Regions from separate parts of the Homo sapiens genome. Here region 1 is linked to region 2. A link is an interaction called in ENCODE POLR2A ChIA-PET data of the cell type or tissue named here. Cell type or tissue: PC-3. All regions are shown on one strand. Links, peaks and the distances in the headings refer to the core of each region. The heading gives the core; the rest is flanking DNA.

What was found. Peaks named below come from ENCODE experiments on the same cell type or tissue, not always from the same donor. Only the 100,000 strongest peaks of a DNase experiment are listed, where the experiment ranks them.
Region 1: POLR2A ChIA-PET joins it to region 2 with 13 read pairs; 2 of 35 experiments call an interaction of 5 or more read pairs at or near these places.

The regions. Positions count from the first base shown.
Region 1 is chr15:70,742,706-70,751,449 of GRCh38, reverse strand. The region is part of intron 1 of UACA (uveal autoantigen with coiled-coil domains and ankyrin repeats); the gene reads left to right. Among named protein-coding and RNA genes, the nearest start is that of UACA, 16 kb to the left of the region's middle. In PC-3, for the core only: no CTCF peak of the experiment used is centred there; no DNase peak of the experiment used is centred there; H3K27ac peaks cover 199 bases.
Region 2 is chr15:70,470,716-70,479,459 of GRCh38, reverse strand. No RefSeq gene overlaps it. Among named protein-coding and RNA genes, the nearest start is that of LINC02205, 31 kb to the left of the region's middle. RefSeq lists an enhancer at 509-738. In PC-3, for the core only: no CTCF peak of the experiment used is centred there; a DNase peak (open chromatin) is centred at 4,269; H3K4me3 peaks cover 1,476 bases; H3K27ac peaks cover 2,139 bases.

The DNA of each region.
Region 1 (8,744 bases), core at 260-8,259, 270 kb before region 2:
AAAGTCTTACCAGAGGTCATGCCATTGTTGTCCTTTATAACCAGATTGACAGCAATCTTCCTAATCTTTTCCTTTCCAATTAATAGGCTTTTATATAGCCTAGATCTTCAAAAGTCCACCTGCTTTAGCCCTTTTCCTGAGGGAGATAAGTGGTATCTCTATTTTTCAATTATGAAAAAAATTTATTGAGCACTTGGGCTAAGCACTGCAGGGTGAGAGGATGAGGAAGATAAGAAGAGGCTCATAGTTTTGTGGGGGAGCTCCATGAGCAGATAATATAAGGTAATAAGTGCTGTGATAGAGGACTGTACAAGGTACTGATCTAGTCTGGGGCAGAAGAGTGGGGAGTCATTGAGGGTTTTTTTTGTAGGATAAGCTGCTGCTGCTGCTGTCTTTTAAAAATTGAGATGAGATTGTCAAAACATAAAATAAGTCATATTAAAGTGAACGATTCAATGACATTTAATACATTCACATTGTTGTATAACCACCATCTCTACGTACTTCCAAAACATTTTCATCACTCTAGAAGAAAATTCTGTATCCATTAAGCAACTGCTTTCCACCTACTCTTCTCTAGCTCCTGAGACACCAATCTGCAGGGTGACCTTTTTTTTTGAGACCGGACCTTGCTCTGTCACTCAGACTAGAGTGCAGTGGCACAGTCTTGACTCACTGCAGCAAGTGCGTAGCTGGGACTACAGGCATACGCCACCATGCCTGACTAATTTTGTTTATTTTTTGTAGAGACAGGGGTCTCACTGTGTTGCCCAGGCTGGTCTCGAACGCCTGAGGGCTCAAGCGATCCTCCCATCTCAGCCTCTTGAAGTTTTGGGATTATAGGAGTGAGCCACCACACCTGGCCAGGGTGAGCTTCTTGAGATTTGAAAGAAGTGGATAGGAGTGATCTAGGAAAGGTTAAATTTCTTTCAGAGTTAACAACAAGAGCAAAGGCATAGAGAAGAGGAAATATCACGGAGCTCAGAGCTGGGGGAAGGGGAAATTGGATACTAGAAAAATAGCAAGGGAGGATCCTAGAACAATAGCAAGGGGATTGGGTGGGAAGTAGGAAGTAGAGGTTTGGGGGTAGATCTTGGAATAGCTTTAAAAATGGCCATTTTCAAGAGTTGTTGGGACTTCTTCCTGTGGTTCCAGAAGTGGGAAATTCCAAAATCAAACGTGTTTTAGATGGATTACTGTGGTAGCTCTGTTGAGGATGGATTTGAGAGGGTCTAGCCTGGAGACAGGTGGATTGGTTATGAAGCTGCTGAAATATTATAGGCAAGAATTAGTGAGGGCCTGCATCATTACAATGCTGGAAGGGATGGAGAGGAGGGCCCAAGTTGGAGAAACACAGGCCACCTGAAACCCTGAAGAAGTTGTGACTTACCAAAGTCACAGTCAACAGACACGTGGTCAGAAACCCAGCCTGCTAGCCCCTTGTGATTTCCAAATGTCCTGGGTTTGATGCACTGTTCAGTCCCTGATTGAATGGTAATTACGCTGTAAGAGGGAGAGAGAGAGCACTGTCCATATCTTCCTGTATGTTAGCAATTTAGTGTTTTTATTTTATTTTTTTTGAAGTGCACATATTTATATTCAGTTCGGGTGAATAGCTCAATGTTCTGATGATGATGTTTGATAAATACCCTTGAAAGTTTAACTTACTATGCTAATAATCTTTATAAGCACAGATTTTTAGCAGGTAGCTAATTTGTTTTCTCCAACTTTTTTTTTTTTTTTTTTTTTTTGAGACGGAGTCTTCCTCTGTCGCCCAGGCTGGAGTGCAGTGGTGCGATCTCTGCTCACTGCAAGCTCCGCCTCCTGGGTTCACGCCATTCTCCTGCCTCAGCCTCCTGAGTAGCTGGGACTACAGGTGCCCACCACTACGCCTGGCTAATTTTTTGTTTTTGTTTTTTTTTTTTGAGACGGAGTCTTGCTTATCGCCCAGGCCAGAGTGCGGTGGCGTGATCTCGGCTCATTGAAAACTCCACCTCCCGGGTTCACGTCATTCTCCTGCCTCAGCCTCCCAAGTAGCTGGGACTACAGGCGCCCGCCACCGCGCCCGGCTAATTTTTTGTATTTTTAGTAGAGACGGGGTTTCACCATATTAGCCAGGATGGTCTTGATCTCCTGACCTGGTGATCCGCCCACTTCGGCCTCCCAAAGTGCTGGGATTACAGGCATGAGCCACCGCGCCCGGCCCTGTTTTCTCCAACTTTTTGTTATGAAAAAATTGAAACATACATAACATTTGAAAGAATAGCACAATGAACTAGGATCCACCTGCATGCTACTTAGATCCGAAAGTTAACATTTTGGTGCATTCACTCTATATATGTATAATAAAAGCATAATAAATGCACACTCACTCATATCTTTCACTGAACCATTTGGAAGGAAGTTGTAGAATGATATTTTACCATTAAATACTATAGCATGTATCTACAATATGAGTGATATTTGAAACTAACTTTTAAAGTTAGTTTTAAGAGGAAACTTAAGGGTAATAGGACTTGTGAAGATGAAGCAGAGCTGGAAGAAATAATTTTTTTTACAAACTTCATTAATATTAATGCATTATCTTGATTTTTTGTCACATCCATGAAATACTGGTGCTATTAATAATTGGAATATTCTTTTAAATATCTCACTTATAAACACTTAAATATCAGTACATTTATTTAGAAAGGAAACTGTATGCAGGACAGTGTATGAAATCGGAGCCTAGTGTTCCTCTGAGCTACAGAGAGCATTTCTATGATGAGCATCTCTAGGGAATGAACAGGGAAAGGGAGGGGTAGAATGAACAGGGAAAGGGAGGGGTAGGGGCAGGTAGGAAGAGAATGTTGGTGTGCAGGCATGTGACTGCAGGCTGTATGCAAGGACCTGCACTCTATAAATTTGTCCTGTCATTAGGGTGAGCCAAGTACCGGAGCTTTGGAGCTGGCTTCTGTTGGGCTTTTATTCCTTTTTAATTTCTAACTTCATGCCCCAGGCTTCACTGCTGCATCTGTCCCTGCTGCAGACTGATGCAGAACACTCTGGAACTGTAGAAGGAACTGCCAGAAGACTGTGTCACCCATGTTTGTCCTTGTGCCAGCAGGAGGGTCACGTGCATAGTGGTGTATAGACTACACTTAGAGAGATGCTCAATTTCTGTATTCTGCTGCTAAGTAAATACTTTCCTGTTTGTGGGTTGAATTTTTTTTTGACTTTTCTTTACAGCTAAGAATTGAAATTTATTGAAGTTCTTAATTAAATATTAAGCCATTTAAATTGCCCCCATTTTCTTCTGTCACTCTTGAGGACCATTATCCAGCCCCCTTGCAGACTGCCCCACCTTGGGTCCAGTGTCAGCCTAGCTTGGTGTAGGTGTATACATACAGTACTATGCCAGGCACTAGGTTGCATAAAAAGCGTAAACAAAAAATTCAGCATATATTCGTGAATATTTGAGAATTATATGAATTAGAGAATTCATTTTCTCTAAACTGAATCACCTGGACTTGTATTTAAGAATATATTATTTCATTCAGATTTTTAAGATAGGATTAGTGTTTCTCTGGGACATAAATTATTCTATTTTATTTTTTTCTATATAAATAAAAAGAAATTTGATGCAATTTAAAAAATGTCATCTTTCATTTTAGTGTCAATACTATTTAAGTAGAGATATTCAATAGGCAGAAAGATCAAGGATGACAGGATGTCAGAAAATTTTGGTTTCAGTCCAGGCACTGCTACTGAAAAACTTTGGTCTAATCACTTTATCTCAATAAGTTTCAATTATTTCTCTTATAAGATGGGGCCAATACCACTTGCTTTTCTACCCTACCAGAGATTGTAGCTACTAGGAAGAATGGAAATAATTGAAAGCTTTAAAACAATATAAATGGAAATGTACCCCATCTTAAAAAAAATTAGCCAGGTGTGTTTGTAGTCCCCGCTACTTGGGAGGCTGAGGCAGGAGAATCCCTTGAGTTTAGGAGGTTGAGGCTGAAGTGAGCCATGATGATGACAGTGTACTCCAGCCTGGGCGATAGAGCAAGACCTTGTCTCCCAAAAATAACCCCTAAAAGGGAGGCTGAGGCGGGGGAATTGCTTGAACCTGGGAGGTGGAGGTTGTAGTGAGCCAAGATAACGCCACTGCACTCCAGCCTGGCAGCAGAGCAAGACTCCATCTAAAAAAAAAAAAAAAAAAAAAACCCAAAAAACAAACACCATTCGTTTCTGCACAAAGTAATTTTGAGTTGAATAGCTGAATACAGCACAAGTGAGATGGAACAGTGTAAAGGTGACAAAATACATTTTTTTTGAAAATTATACTTTAAGTTCTGGGATACATGTGCAGAACGTACAGGTTTGTTACACAGGTATACATGTGCATAGTGGTTTGCTGCACACATCAACCCATCATCTACATTGTTTCTCCTAATGCTAGCCTTCCCCTTGCCTGCCACCCCCTGACAGGCCCCAGTGTATGATGTTCCCCTCCCTGTGCCCATATGTTCTCATTGTTCAACTCCTACTTATGAGTGAGAACATGTGGTGTTTGGTTTTCTGTTCTTGTGTTACTTTGCTGAGAATGATGGTTTCTAGCTTCATCCATGTCCCTGTGAAGGACATGAACTCATTCTTTTTTATGGCTGCCTAGTATTCCATGGTGAATATGTGCCACATTTTCTTTATCCAGCCTAAAATTGATGGGCATTTGGGTTGGTACCAAGTCTTTGCTATTGTGAATAGTGCTGCAGTAAACATATGTGTGCATGTGTCTTTATAGTGGAATGATTTATAATCATTTTGGTATATACTCAGTAATGGGATTGATGGGTCAAATGGTATTTCTAGTTCTAGATCCTTGAGGAATTGCCACACTGTCTTCCACAATGGTTGAACTAATTTACACTCCCACCAACAGTGTAAAAGCATTCCTATTTCTCCATGTCCTCTCCAGCATCTGTTTCCTGACTTTTTAATGATTGCCATTCTAACTGTCATGAGATGGTATCTCATTGTGGTTTTGATTTGCATTTCTCTAATGACCAGTGATGATGAGCTTTTTTTTCAGATGTTTGTTGGCTGCATAAATGTCTTCTTTTGAAAAGTGTCTGTTCTTACCCTTTGCCCACTTTTTGATGGGGTTGTTTGTTTTTTTCTTGTAAATTTGTTTAAGTTCCATGTAGATTCTGGATATTAGCCCTTTGTCAGATGGATAGATTGCAAAAATTTTCTCCCATTCTGTATGTTGCCTGTTCACTCTGATGATAGTTTCTTTTGCTGTGTAGAAGCTCTTTAGTTTAATTAGATCCCATTTGTCAGTTTTGGCTTTTGTTGCCATTGCTTTTGGTGTTTTAGTCATGAAGTCTTTTCCCATGCCTATATCTTGAATGGTATTGCCTAGATTCTCTTCTAGGGTTTTTATGGTTTTAGGTCTTACGTTTAAATCTTTTATTCATCTTGATTTAATTTTTGTATAAGGTGTAAGGAAGGGGTCCAGTTTCAGTTTTTTGCATATGGCTAGCCAGTTTTCCGCATATGGCTAGCCAGTTTTCCCAACACCATTTATTAAGTAGGGAATCCTTTCCCCACTGCCTGTTTTTGTCAGGTTTGTCAAAGGTCAGATGGTTGTAGATGTGTGGTGTTATTTCAGAGGCCTCTGTTCTGTTCCATTGGTCTATATACCTGTTTTGGTACCAGTACCGTGCTATTTTGGTTACTGTAGCCTTATATTATAGTTTGAAGTCAGGTAGCATGATGGCTGCAGCTTTGTTCTTTTTGCTTAGGATTGTCTTGGCAATGCAGGCTCTTTTTTGGTTCCATATGAAATTTAAAGTAGTTTTTTCTAATTCTATGAAGAAAGTCAGTGGTAGCTTCATGGGACTAGCATTGAATCTGTAAATTATTTTGGACTGTATGGCTATTTTCATGATATTGATTCTTCCTGTGTATGATTAATGTTTTTCCATTTGTTTATGTCCTCTCTTTTTTTTTTTTTTTCTTTTTCTTTTTTGAGACAGAGTCTTGCTGCCCAGGCTGGAGTGCAGTGGCACGCACGATCTCGGCTCACTGCAAGCTCCGCCTCCCGGGTTCACGCCACTCTCCTGCCTCAGCCTCCCAAGTAGCTGGGACTACAGGTGCCCACCACCACGCCCGGCTAATTTTTTGTATTTTTTTTTAGTAGAGAAGGGGTTTCACCATGTTAGCTAGGATGGTCTTGATCTCCTGACCTCATGGTCCGCCTGCCTCGGCATCCCAAAGTGCTGGGATTACAGGTGTGAGCCACTGCGCCTGGCCTGTTTGTGTCCTCTCTTATTTCCTTCAGCAGTGGTTTGTAGTTCTCCTTGAAGAGGTCCTTCACATCCCTTGTAAGTTGTATTCCTAGGTCAAAATACATATTTTTCCCCAGTAAATTTTTATTATAGAGTAGAGCAATGAATGAGAACTCTAGACTTAAGAGTGTTTTGTAAGCTATGGAAAACATTACACTTGTGTATTTGATGGAGAGTTGGAGCTATGGTTAGTATTCTCTGTATGGCTGTTATGAGGTTCTCATTCTATGGTATCACTCATAGCTATCAAAGTGTTCTTTCTACTGGTTAATACCAGTAGGCAGAATCCTGACTAATTTTGCTGAGAACAAGTCTTGGGAATTCTGTTGAGGACACTGTATCTACTTGTATATTTGCCATTATATAAGTTGTAATTACTTTGAAGCTAAAAATTTCAGCAAAATTCAATTCTACTAATATTTGTTAAGACTGTTTTTTGGTCTTAACACTACCTGCTCCCATTTTCTTCTGTCACCCCTGAGGACCATTATCCAGCCCTCTTGCAGACTGTCTTACCTTTGATCAAGTGTCAGCCTTGCTTGGTATAGGTAGCTTTTATTCCATTAATAGCTGAAATTTAGAAATAGTTCTCTTCTCTGGCTAGGGAGGTGAAGTTTCTGAAGGCTAATAAGTTTATAGTCTATTATCTTATAACTTTACTCAACAAATATTTATGAGGCATCGGGTATATGTGAGGTACTTTTTTCTCTCCCTCCCTCCTTCCTTCTGCTAGATTTATGTGGTAGGGATGGGGACTGTCTTATACCAAAGGCAGTCAGCTGGATCCCTGTATGTTAAGAGACCCAACAGCCTAAGGTTTGTATCCTTCATCCTAGTTTTTCTTTCTTTTTTTTTTTTTTTTTTTTGAGACAGAGTCTTGCTCTGTCGCCCAGGCTGGAATGCAGTGGCGTAATCTCAACTCACTGCAAACTCCGCCTCCCGGGTTCACGCCATTCATTCTCCTGCCTCAGCCTCTCCAGTAGCTGGGACTACAGGCGCCCGCCACTATGCCTGGCTACTTTTTTTGTATTTTTAGTAGAGACGGGGTTTCACCGTGTTAGCCAGGATGGTCTCGATCTCCTGACCTCGTGATCCGCCCGTCTCGGCCTCCCAAAGTGCTAGAATTACAGGCGTGAGCCACCGTGCCCTGCCGTCCTAGTTTTTGTTAATGAACCTTGGGTGGAACAGTCTGTTTATGACCTAGTTTTTCATTTGGCCTATTTACCTTTTCTAATCTTTATACTTAAAATGAAACTGGAGTTTTGTAGTGTGGAAATTGCCACTGGTTCAGAGTCTTTTGCTTTTGGCTTTTCCAGGCATTACGATTTGGCACCAACTTTTATTTTCACTTTCATACTGTATTCTTCCCTAGATGTTCAGCCTCTTACTGGGACTAGAAATTGGCCCTCCCAAAATGACAATTTTGTTAAAACATGTCCTTTTTATTTTAAACTAGGAAAAGAAAATCTTCAGCACCCTTTTTGATTTAACTAACTTTGAAATTTGCATAATTGTTTTTCCTTTCCAATTAAAAAAATAGCTTTACATGTTAGATTTTTAGAATTTTAGGACTGGAAGTGACCTTAAAGTTTTCTAGTCCAGTGGCTAGATGCTCTTTAAGCTTTTTGACTGCAACGCGCAGTGAAAAATACACATCCAGAGATGTGGTAAGCAGAATTTTAAAAATGGCCTTAATTTTCCACCTGAATCCCCAGGACTTTGAATATGATGAGGAAATATGCCCATGATTATATTATGTTACGTAGCAAATGACATTTTGCAGATGTAATTAAGTTACTAATCATTTGACTTTAGTTTAAAAAGGAGACCTAGGTGTGCCTATTCTAATTACATGAGCTGTTTTAAAAACATAAAGTTTTCTCTGGCTCAAAGCAGAACTGCAAGTCAGAGCAATTTGAAAGATGAGAAGGACTTTTCCTGTTGCTGGCTTGAAGATGGACGGGGCCATGTGAGAAGAAATGTGAGAGGTCTTGAGCTAAGAGAGGCTTGTGGTTAACAACCCATCAGAAACGGGGACCTCAGTCCTATACCTTAAGGGAACTGAATTCTGCCAACAACCAAACGAGCCTGTAAGCAGATTCTTTTCCAGACAAGAACCCAGCCTGGCTGGCACCTTGATTTTGGCCTTGAGAGATCAGACCCCAAGCAGAGAACCCAGTCAGCTCCACCTAAACTTCTGACCTACAGAACTGAAAAATTTTAAATAAATGTTGTTTTTTAGCCTCTAAGTTGGTAGTGGTTTGTTATATGGCAATAGAAAATTGATATGCAAGGCCACTTGGCAACCATGTGAATAAATGCTATGGAAGAAATGGAAATCTCATGAGTGAAAAAAACAAAATAAAAATTATAGGTACAACCTGATAATAGTCATATGAAACATTCACA
Region 2 (8,744 bases), core at 454-8,453:
TCCTCATCTCCTGCTGGCGACTCCCTATGGCTGAACCCCAACTGAAGCCAGCAGGCAAAGGAGCTGGGAAGCTGCACTCCAGAGAGCTCAGTCTGCAGGGGCTGGAGAATGGGAGGGAGGGGCAGGCAGAGACTGGCCACACAGAGACCCGAGGCGGGTGGGTGGTTACGCCATCCACCATTGTGGAAACAATAGAGGTGTGGCTAGACCCATGGGATGGGAGAGAATCAGTGAGGACCGTGTCTCTTTTGTTCCTGCCTGTCCTAAACAGGACGGGACCATCAGCGGGCCTGCCATTCTTCCCCAAGTCCCCAAGGCTTCCAGGCAAGATGAATCCTTCCTCACCCAGGAGAGCGCCCCAGCCTGAAGGCCAGTCTTCCTGCTCAAGGGCTGGCTGCTTCTTTCCCTCGTCTCGCTTCCTCCCTCTCTCTCTCTCTCTGTCTGTTTCTCTTTTCTCTGTTTCTGCCGCTCTTTCTCGTTTCCTTCTGTTTCTCTGTGTGTGTGTGTCTCTGTTTTTCTCTCTGTTTCTGTCTCTGTCTTCCCCTCTCCAGAACAGTCAGCTGAGGCAGGCCCTCTGTGCAGGGGTGACAGCTGTGGTTTCCCTCCTGGTTTCTGTCTGCCCTCCTCTGTCCCGTTCTCCAGGCCCCTCTCCCTGAGCCTGGGTGTCTGTGGAGGACCAGCTGACTGAGCAGGCCTGGAGGCCATCTTGAGTGCCACCTCCTTGCCCCAAGACACCACCCAGGGCTCAGCCAGAAGCATCCTCGGGCCAGATAAAATAAAAACCACCAGGAAGTGAAACCACCTGCTCAGCACATGGGCGGGTGCCTGGCTGAGGAGCCGGTGGGAAGGCCACCAGGCCAGGCAGGGCGAGTGGGAGGAGGGTGGCCTGGGGAGAACCAGCCTCCTCTTTCCTGGAGGCGATAAGCCCTGGCTGCTCCACTGTGGGGGGCATTGAACATTTATGAATTAGTGGCGTTGTGCTGTTTTCTGAGCAATAAGTTTTCATGATGTGTGTTTGGTGAGCAAGGCGGCCGCTCACTGGTGCATTAATCTGGCTCGCCGTCCCTCCCGCCACGCTCTTGTAAATCATCTTGTCCTAGCCATCGGGAGGCGGAGAGGGCAGGGCAGGCGCCCGGAGGGAGGGAGAGAGGCCTGCCTTGAGCAGGTGGCTGGCAGGGGCTGGGGCGCTGGGGTGGGAGGGATGCTGAGGGAGACTTAAGGGGCAGTGAGTGGGAAGGGCCGGGTACTCCTGTCTGGAGCCACAGGAAAGAGTGGGAAAAGCCTGAGGCAGGGCCAGAGTAATCAAATCCCAGTCGCTGCACCTCATCAAGCTGATGCCCTCAGTGGTATTTTGGCCGGGGAGCCTGAACAGGGTTCAGCAGCCCTCCTGGGACTGGTCGATGTTCTTTGGGGTCTCAGGGGCTCGCCCTCCAGTCTCCAGGCCCTGCCCTGCCATGTGGGCTCTTGGGAGTGGGGTGCTGGGCGGGGAGGCTCGTTTCCATGTCCCAGTTTTCTGCAGGGCTCATGTGCTCTGAGGGGCACAGCCCTACTCTGGGCACCAGATGGCTGATAGGGACAGAGCCTTGTGTCCTTCTTCTCTTCTCCCTCCTCCTCCTCCATCTCCTCCTCCTCCATCTCCTCCTCCTCCATCTCTTCCTCCTCCTCCATGATCCGGGAAGCAATAGAACAGGCTCAGCTTCACGTGCTCATTTCCACTTAGCAGGAAGAGAGTTCCTTAGCCCCTCTGAGCCTCCTGCAAAATGGGGATTAGAAATTGCAGCAAGATTGGGATGCTCTGAGGATGGTGTTAGGTCAAAAGCTCCAGGGACCCTGGATGCTGCCCTTCCCCAGGAGTTCCCTGACGGCTCCTCATAGCAATGGTACAGAACAGCCAAAGTGACACGTTAGAGAGGTAGAAGCTTGGCACCCAGCAGTGAACAGCTCTAGGAGCCCCTTCCCCCTAACCCACATGGGGACAAAATCTCAGTCTGGCTCTGGCCTCTAAGGGAGTGGGAGCAGCAAAGGGAGGACAAGACAGAGGGCAGGAGAAGGCATTTGCCCCAAGCCTACTGCCCTGGCTAGCCTGCGGCCTCCTAGTCCTGAAAAGAGGGTCTTGGGTCCAGCTGCTATGGGGAGGGAATGGGGAGGGGGGAAGAGAGGATAGGAGAGGGAGGAGAAAAAGAGAAGGGAGGGAATGGGAAGGGAGGGGAGAGCATGCCAATCAGGCATTGACTGATCCAAAGATAGTCTTGCCAGGGAGGAAAAAGAAAAGAGACCCATTTATAGTCCTGTGACCTCTGTTCTCCTTGAAACCTGCACCCTACAAAATGTGAAATTTGTCCCTTGTGACTGACTCATCCTGGGCAAGAGTAAAGGGTGAGGTGGAGTGGGGTTGGGGTGGGAGTTGGGGGAAGGATCCCTGAGCTCTCGCTGGACCCTGGATCTCCACTTCACACTAAGTCACCAGATGGGTAAGACAGTAAAAACACTGCTTGGAGAAGAAACTGCAGGTGCAAAGGCAGGAAGATGTGAAAGGAGTCACTTTTCAACTCTGAAGAAATCTGGCTAAGCCATTTCAAAAGCCAACTTGAAGGGTCCACAAGGGACTGCCTAGAAGAATGGCTTCCAACAGTGTGAAGCCAGGAGGGAGGAGAGAAAGGGGACATGGCTTCTGCAGCCGCCACAACCCTGGCCTCAGTGGGAGCTGGGTGCATGCACTGGAGCCCTTCCCGGCACAGCAGAGGTGCTGATGAGGGGCTGGGGCACAGGACTGAGAGGTGCAAGGAATAGGGGTCCTTCACTGGCTGTGAGGCCACAGCCTAGTCACTCTGCTCTTTGGGCGTTGTTTCTGCATTTGTAAGATTATTCCCCAATTATGAGATGACCTTGGTTAGCGGGTGGACCCTTGGGAGCACCTTTGAGGGGAGATGAGGTGGATGGGGAGAGAAGGCCTGGCTGTGCTCAGCAGCGTGTGTCTTGAACTAGACCCTAGACCATGAGCCACTAGTATCACTAGTCTCTCAGTGACCTTCCCCACACCTACTCCTGTCACTCTAGTCTATTGTTCATAAAAGCAACCAAGGGGGTCCTTTGGGGGGTCCTTTTACAAATGCAGATCTGATCATGGCACTGCTTAGACCCCATCAATGGCTGCCCCTTGCTGTTGGGATAAACCCCTGCAGTCATTTCCTTGGCCTTCAGGGCCCAGGCCAGGTTCTCCACCCACATGGCTCCCTCACCCTGGGCACTCCAGGCTCCCTGACCTCCTGTCAGCTCCCCCACAACACCACACCCTTCTTCTCACCCAGGGGTCTTTGCACCAGTGGTTCCCACTTCCAGGAATGCTTTATCCACTGAATTCCTATCATCCCTCAAATTTCTTAGGCCTGTGAGGCCAGGCCAAGTTCCCTGCCCTGTGCTGTAACCACTCTGTCCTTTTCCTTGAGGGCAAGAACCACAATTGCAATGAAAGGATCAATTGTCTACTTCATCCTTGACTCTGTCTTCCCAGCTTAAATGTCAGCCTTGGAGGGGCAAGGACCATGTCAGTCTGAATCACCCCTGTAAGCTCAAGGAACTCACTGCACTGAAAACATTGGATATTTATGGAAAAGTGAGCCTTGGAATGACATGAATATTGGTAGGAGGAGTACTGGAATCAGACAGATCTGGGTTCCAACCCCAGTTTTGCCACTTACTAAGTGTGTGACCTATGAATCTTAGCCTCAGAAGCCTTCGTTTCCTCGTCTATAAATTGAGGCTAAAGCTGTTGCCCTTATTAAGCTCTCGATAGGCTAAAGCAAGCCACACCTGGGTGAGTGCCCTCGGCCATGTCATGTGTTCAATTAATATCAGCTCAATGAACATCATCTCCCTCCACAGAGGCCCTCTGAAAGCCGGGCACACACTAGACACCTCATTCAAGCCTGGTTGATGGGAATGTGAATTTGCCGAGAGATGGTGTTGCTGGGAGACCCCGTCACCCACCCATCTCCTCTGGCTGCCCATGGGAACAGAATAGCTTGAGGGGGGAGGTGTGCAGTTTCACTTTCATAGTTTTCAAACAAAAAGACAAAAAGAGGAAAAATGAAACCACCCGGAAAGCAGCAGGGGCCCATTTTGTCGGCAGCCTGACGTGTTTTGCTCAGCGGGCACCGATGGCCTCCCTTATTTATTTATTTTTTAAGTCCCTGACTCATGAGTCAGTCAGTTGGCTTGGTGGTAAAACGCAACCCACTATCAAGGAAATAGCTGATGAACTACATGGAGGCTGTGCCAACACACCACTCACGACTTCTGAAAATCTCTTGTTTTCTGGCCAGCATGAGCCAACTGGAGCTGTGGTTCCTCGAATTGCTCTCCAAGACCAAATGCCAAGCGCATTTGAGATCCTTCAACAATTGCCTCACAATCGCTGTGCACCGCCAATACATGTTTGCTGTAATTATACAGCGTCCAAAGGAGAGGCACAAAAGACTTGTTGATTTTGGACGGGCTCCGGCCCCGGCGAGGCAAGGGCTGACCTGGGCTCCTGGCAGAGCGTGGGCAGGCAGGCCGCCGGCCGCCCCGGTGAGGACGTGACCAGCTGGAGCGAGCGTTGAACCGGGGCCATTGCGGCCAGCACCAGCGCATTCGCCTCGCTCTCCTGCCAGCTGACTCAAGAGCCGGCTTTCTTTGGAGAATAACCCGAAGAGAACAAAACGAGGAACTGGAGCTCCTATAAAAAGAAGCTCGCTCCTTCCTCCAGCCAACAAGTCCCTGAATGATAATCATCTCTGAAGTTGGCCACCCCTCCCTCCCTCTCAAGTCACTAAACATGCTCATTCTCTCTCGCTCTCTCTTGTCTTTGCAAGGAAACATCTTGGCTTCAGAGAGGACTTTCCACTGTGGCTGGGGAGCGTGGCCCATCTGAGCCTCATTTCCTGCCTTCCCCAAACAGGCAGAGCCCAAGAGGTCACCCAGAGTGTGCTGGAGATGGGGAGAGAGCGCTCACTTGCAGTTAAGGATCCTGGTTGCCGCTCAGGTGCCACTGCTAGTGCTTCCCATGAGGTGGGCTTACCAGTTACCATCATGGGGGCTGAGTTTCTCCCTTTGTTGTTCAAGCCGGGAGGGGTGGGTTAGAGCTGTGGTTTCCATGCTCATGCCTTTCAAATTGTTTTAAGTTGGGGCAACACTTATTTGCAGGGAATCTCAATGCACCAAACAGAACTGCTTGGTGCAAGTGGGAGTTGGGTCCGGCAGCCCCATGCACGCAGCATGTCCAGCCCAAACCCCTCCCAGTGATCCCCCCGGGCCCCAAGGAGGAAGACTTGGGTGCCGTGGAACACAATTTGAAAACCATGGTCTCCTTTCACAAAAGCCCCTGCCAGCCTTTGGGTTGGGAGAGGAATCTGTGCCTGCTGGGGGAAATCACCGTGGTTGCCTTTAGCTGTCTCGAGTGCACCTGATCCTCCACCCGGGGATGAGGGGATAAATTCAGCAAGGAGAAGACGGCCGTCCATAGTAACAACAACAACAAAAATGATTTTGCTCCTGCTGAAGTTTCTTGAGCAACTGGCAGGCTGCCATGAACGTACTTAGGCGGAAAATCACCAGAAAAAAATGATATAATCTGACAGATTTTTCACAGGCTTAAATATTCATGAATTAAAGGAATTGGCAGAATTTTCTACATTATTAGCTTTCATCATGGCTGCAGGAGCAGTTGGTATACTGGCTGCTCTTCAAGATCCATTAATCTCGTCCATCATAAGAGCAGCCATTTTAAAATTAGCTATTTTTACTGAGTGATGGTGTACAGGGGAGATGGGGAAATTGAAATGCGATTCCAGCGTAAAGGTCCTCCCCCTTCTCACTTTAAAAGCAGCAGGGAAAGCCAAGCAGCCTCTCAATGGGGAGGGGTCAGCGTAACTCCAGAAGAGAGGTCTGTGAAATGTAGGCATGTGGTGCGTTGTAGGGCCCTTCTAGTCCTTTGGATAGGGAGCACGCGTTTGCCTGCCGAGCCCTGAACTCCGGACTGGGGACCAGGAAGGGATTAGCATGGCTTTTGGTGAGGCAGAGACCAAGAGCCCCAAATAGGGGCTTCTGGGTGAGGAAGACATTTAGACCAAATAGCACAGTCTTTCTAACAGATGGCACTTGGGGTGCGGGACTGCAGAATAGCCGAATAATAATACTCATTATGAATGTCGGGGAGTGCGTACTCTGTGCTGGAAACCATGCTATGCCTGCATCTTCTGGTTCTAGCATCAGGGAACTCGGAAGGTAGACATATACATGTGTGTGTCTCGCACACAGGTTAAGTCAGTTGGCCATGGTCTCATGGCCAGTGAATGGCAGGGCCAGGATTCAGATCCAGGTCTTTCTGTCTGCAAAGGGAGTGAGAAGATGCTGTATTGATTGCTGGCCTGTGGCACTGTGAAGGTACATTCTCCCAAACACAGCCAAAACTTGGTAGGAGAAAGCTGCTTCTTTTCAACCATGGAGCAAAGTTATAGTCAGATCATTCCTGTGGAAACTTGAGGCCCAGGTTGATTTCATCCTCCCTTGCTTTCTTCCTTTTATCCATCCATCCATCTAACCCCCTTCCTTCCTTCTTTTCTTCCATCCACCTTTCCCCTCCCTCCCTCCCTTCCTCCTTCCCTCTACATTGAAGATGTAGGCTTTATTATCATTCAGGTATGGCACGGCCAATAAATCAGGAGCTGATGCCATGGAAAACTTGTTACTCACAGTTCCAGGAGAAGGGAGCATGCCACACCATGCGGGGCCACGTGGGGAAACACCAGGGGCAGTCAGGAGGCAGGGGGCGAGGGGAAAACATGGGCAGGAACTTTTGTGGTGGTTTCTATGGGAATGGATGGGCAGGGCAGGGCAAGCAGGTTTAGGATCGGCTAGTTTGAATAATGTAAGGTTCTGGGACACAGTCCCTAGTTGTTTGGTACCTGGCCCTGGGGTGACTGGGGAAGGGGCATAGGGGCCCTGAGTGTGACAGCCCAGTAGAGGAGGTGGGGGGCGGGGGTAGTCTCAGGACTGTTTGCATATTGCTATGGTTAGAACATTTGCATCCTCTCCAAAATTATGTTGAAACTTAATCTCCAATGCAATCATATTAGGAGGTGGGGCCTTTAGGGGGGCTCCGCCCCACGGATGGGATTAGTGCCCTACAAAAGGGCCGGAGGGAACTAGCTAGGTTCTTTTGTCCTTTTTCTCTTCTGCCCTTCTGCTGTGTGAGGACACAGTATCATCCCCTCTGGAGCACGGTGTTTAAGGCACCATCTTAGAAGCAGAGACTAGTCCTCACCTGCCAGACATGGAACCCACCAGCATCTTCATCTTGGACTTCCAGCTTCCAGAACTGTGAGGAATAAATTTCTGTTCTTTATCTATTACCCAGTCTGTGGTATTTTGTTATAGCAGCATGACTGCACTCAGACACATAAGCAAGGCACACTCGTAGGCAAGTCCTTCACGATCTGTAGGACTGGCTGGACTATCTATAGAGACTGCGGCAGTCTCTCCAGGGTCAGCAAGGCCCCAGATGTCAAAGCACAAGGGCTACAGAAAAAAGGCATGGTTAATATACTTCATCCTCCCACCCACCCATCCATTCACCCACTTACCCATCCACCCATCCATGTACTTATTGAGCTCCTGCACTGCTGGGTGCTGAGCTAGGCCCTGGGTACCTCTGTGGGCCTTGCCTTGATTCATTTTTCAGGATGGTGGTAAAATTTGCTTGCTCGGCAAAGCTCACTCCTTGTCTATCTGACTTCATCTAAGAAGCAGAGTTCTGGGAGCTTGACCAGGATTTCCCCAGGTCACTTTCTGCACTCAGGTCAGCCTTGCTGCTCATGAGCCAGGACTCAAGAAATCACAAAGACATTTCTTGTTGAGGTGATATCCAAAATATTTAACAACTTAGACACAGAGGAGCCAAGCTGAAAAGACGCAGGCCATAAGCAGACTGAACAGACAGATGGGATGCATTTGGGTGAATGTCACCTGCCTGGGTGACACCAGCCTGCACAGTGCTGCATGGAGACTGGAGGGAGGACAGTGCTCCCTGTTGGGGTGCTTGGAACCAGCTCTTCTTCTGGGTCCCAGACTTTTTCTGCATGGTTGAGGAGTGATGTCTGTCTGCAAACAGATTGAGTGGGGGAGCTGGTGTTTGGGTAGCATTTCTCACATTTATCATCAATAATAATGATGATTAGTCATCATAATAATTAATAATTATTTACACTTGTATGATGCTTGTTTATGGAGTATCTACTCCATTGCCAAGTGCCTTATAACAGCTTATAATTACAGCCGAAGTTTACTGAGCTCCGCTGGGGGCCAGTTACTGCTGTGCTTAGGACTGTCTGGACATCACCTTGTTCAGCCCACACATCATCCCTGAAGGGGAACAATGGAATCTCCCTTTTACAGGTGAGGGAGCTGAGGCCAAGAGAGGTTGTGAAACCCACCCAGGGCCACACAGTGAGTAAGTGGAAGAGGTGTGTCTCACAGTGCAGTTCTGTCTGACTTCCGCCTCAGGTTTCTCCCATGCCCTCTGGCCTGATCCTGGATCCTGTAGATCCCAGTCCCGAAGGAATCCAAGAGTAGGGTCAGGGCCTAGGTCAGGAGACACAGACGCTCACACAATGGAGGATTCCCTGACCAGTTTCAGGGACCCCAAAGAAGGAGCAGAAGATGATGGCCCGATCCTGGCATCTGTGTCCTGGCCAGGGGGAAGCATT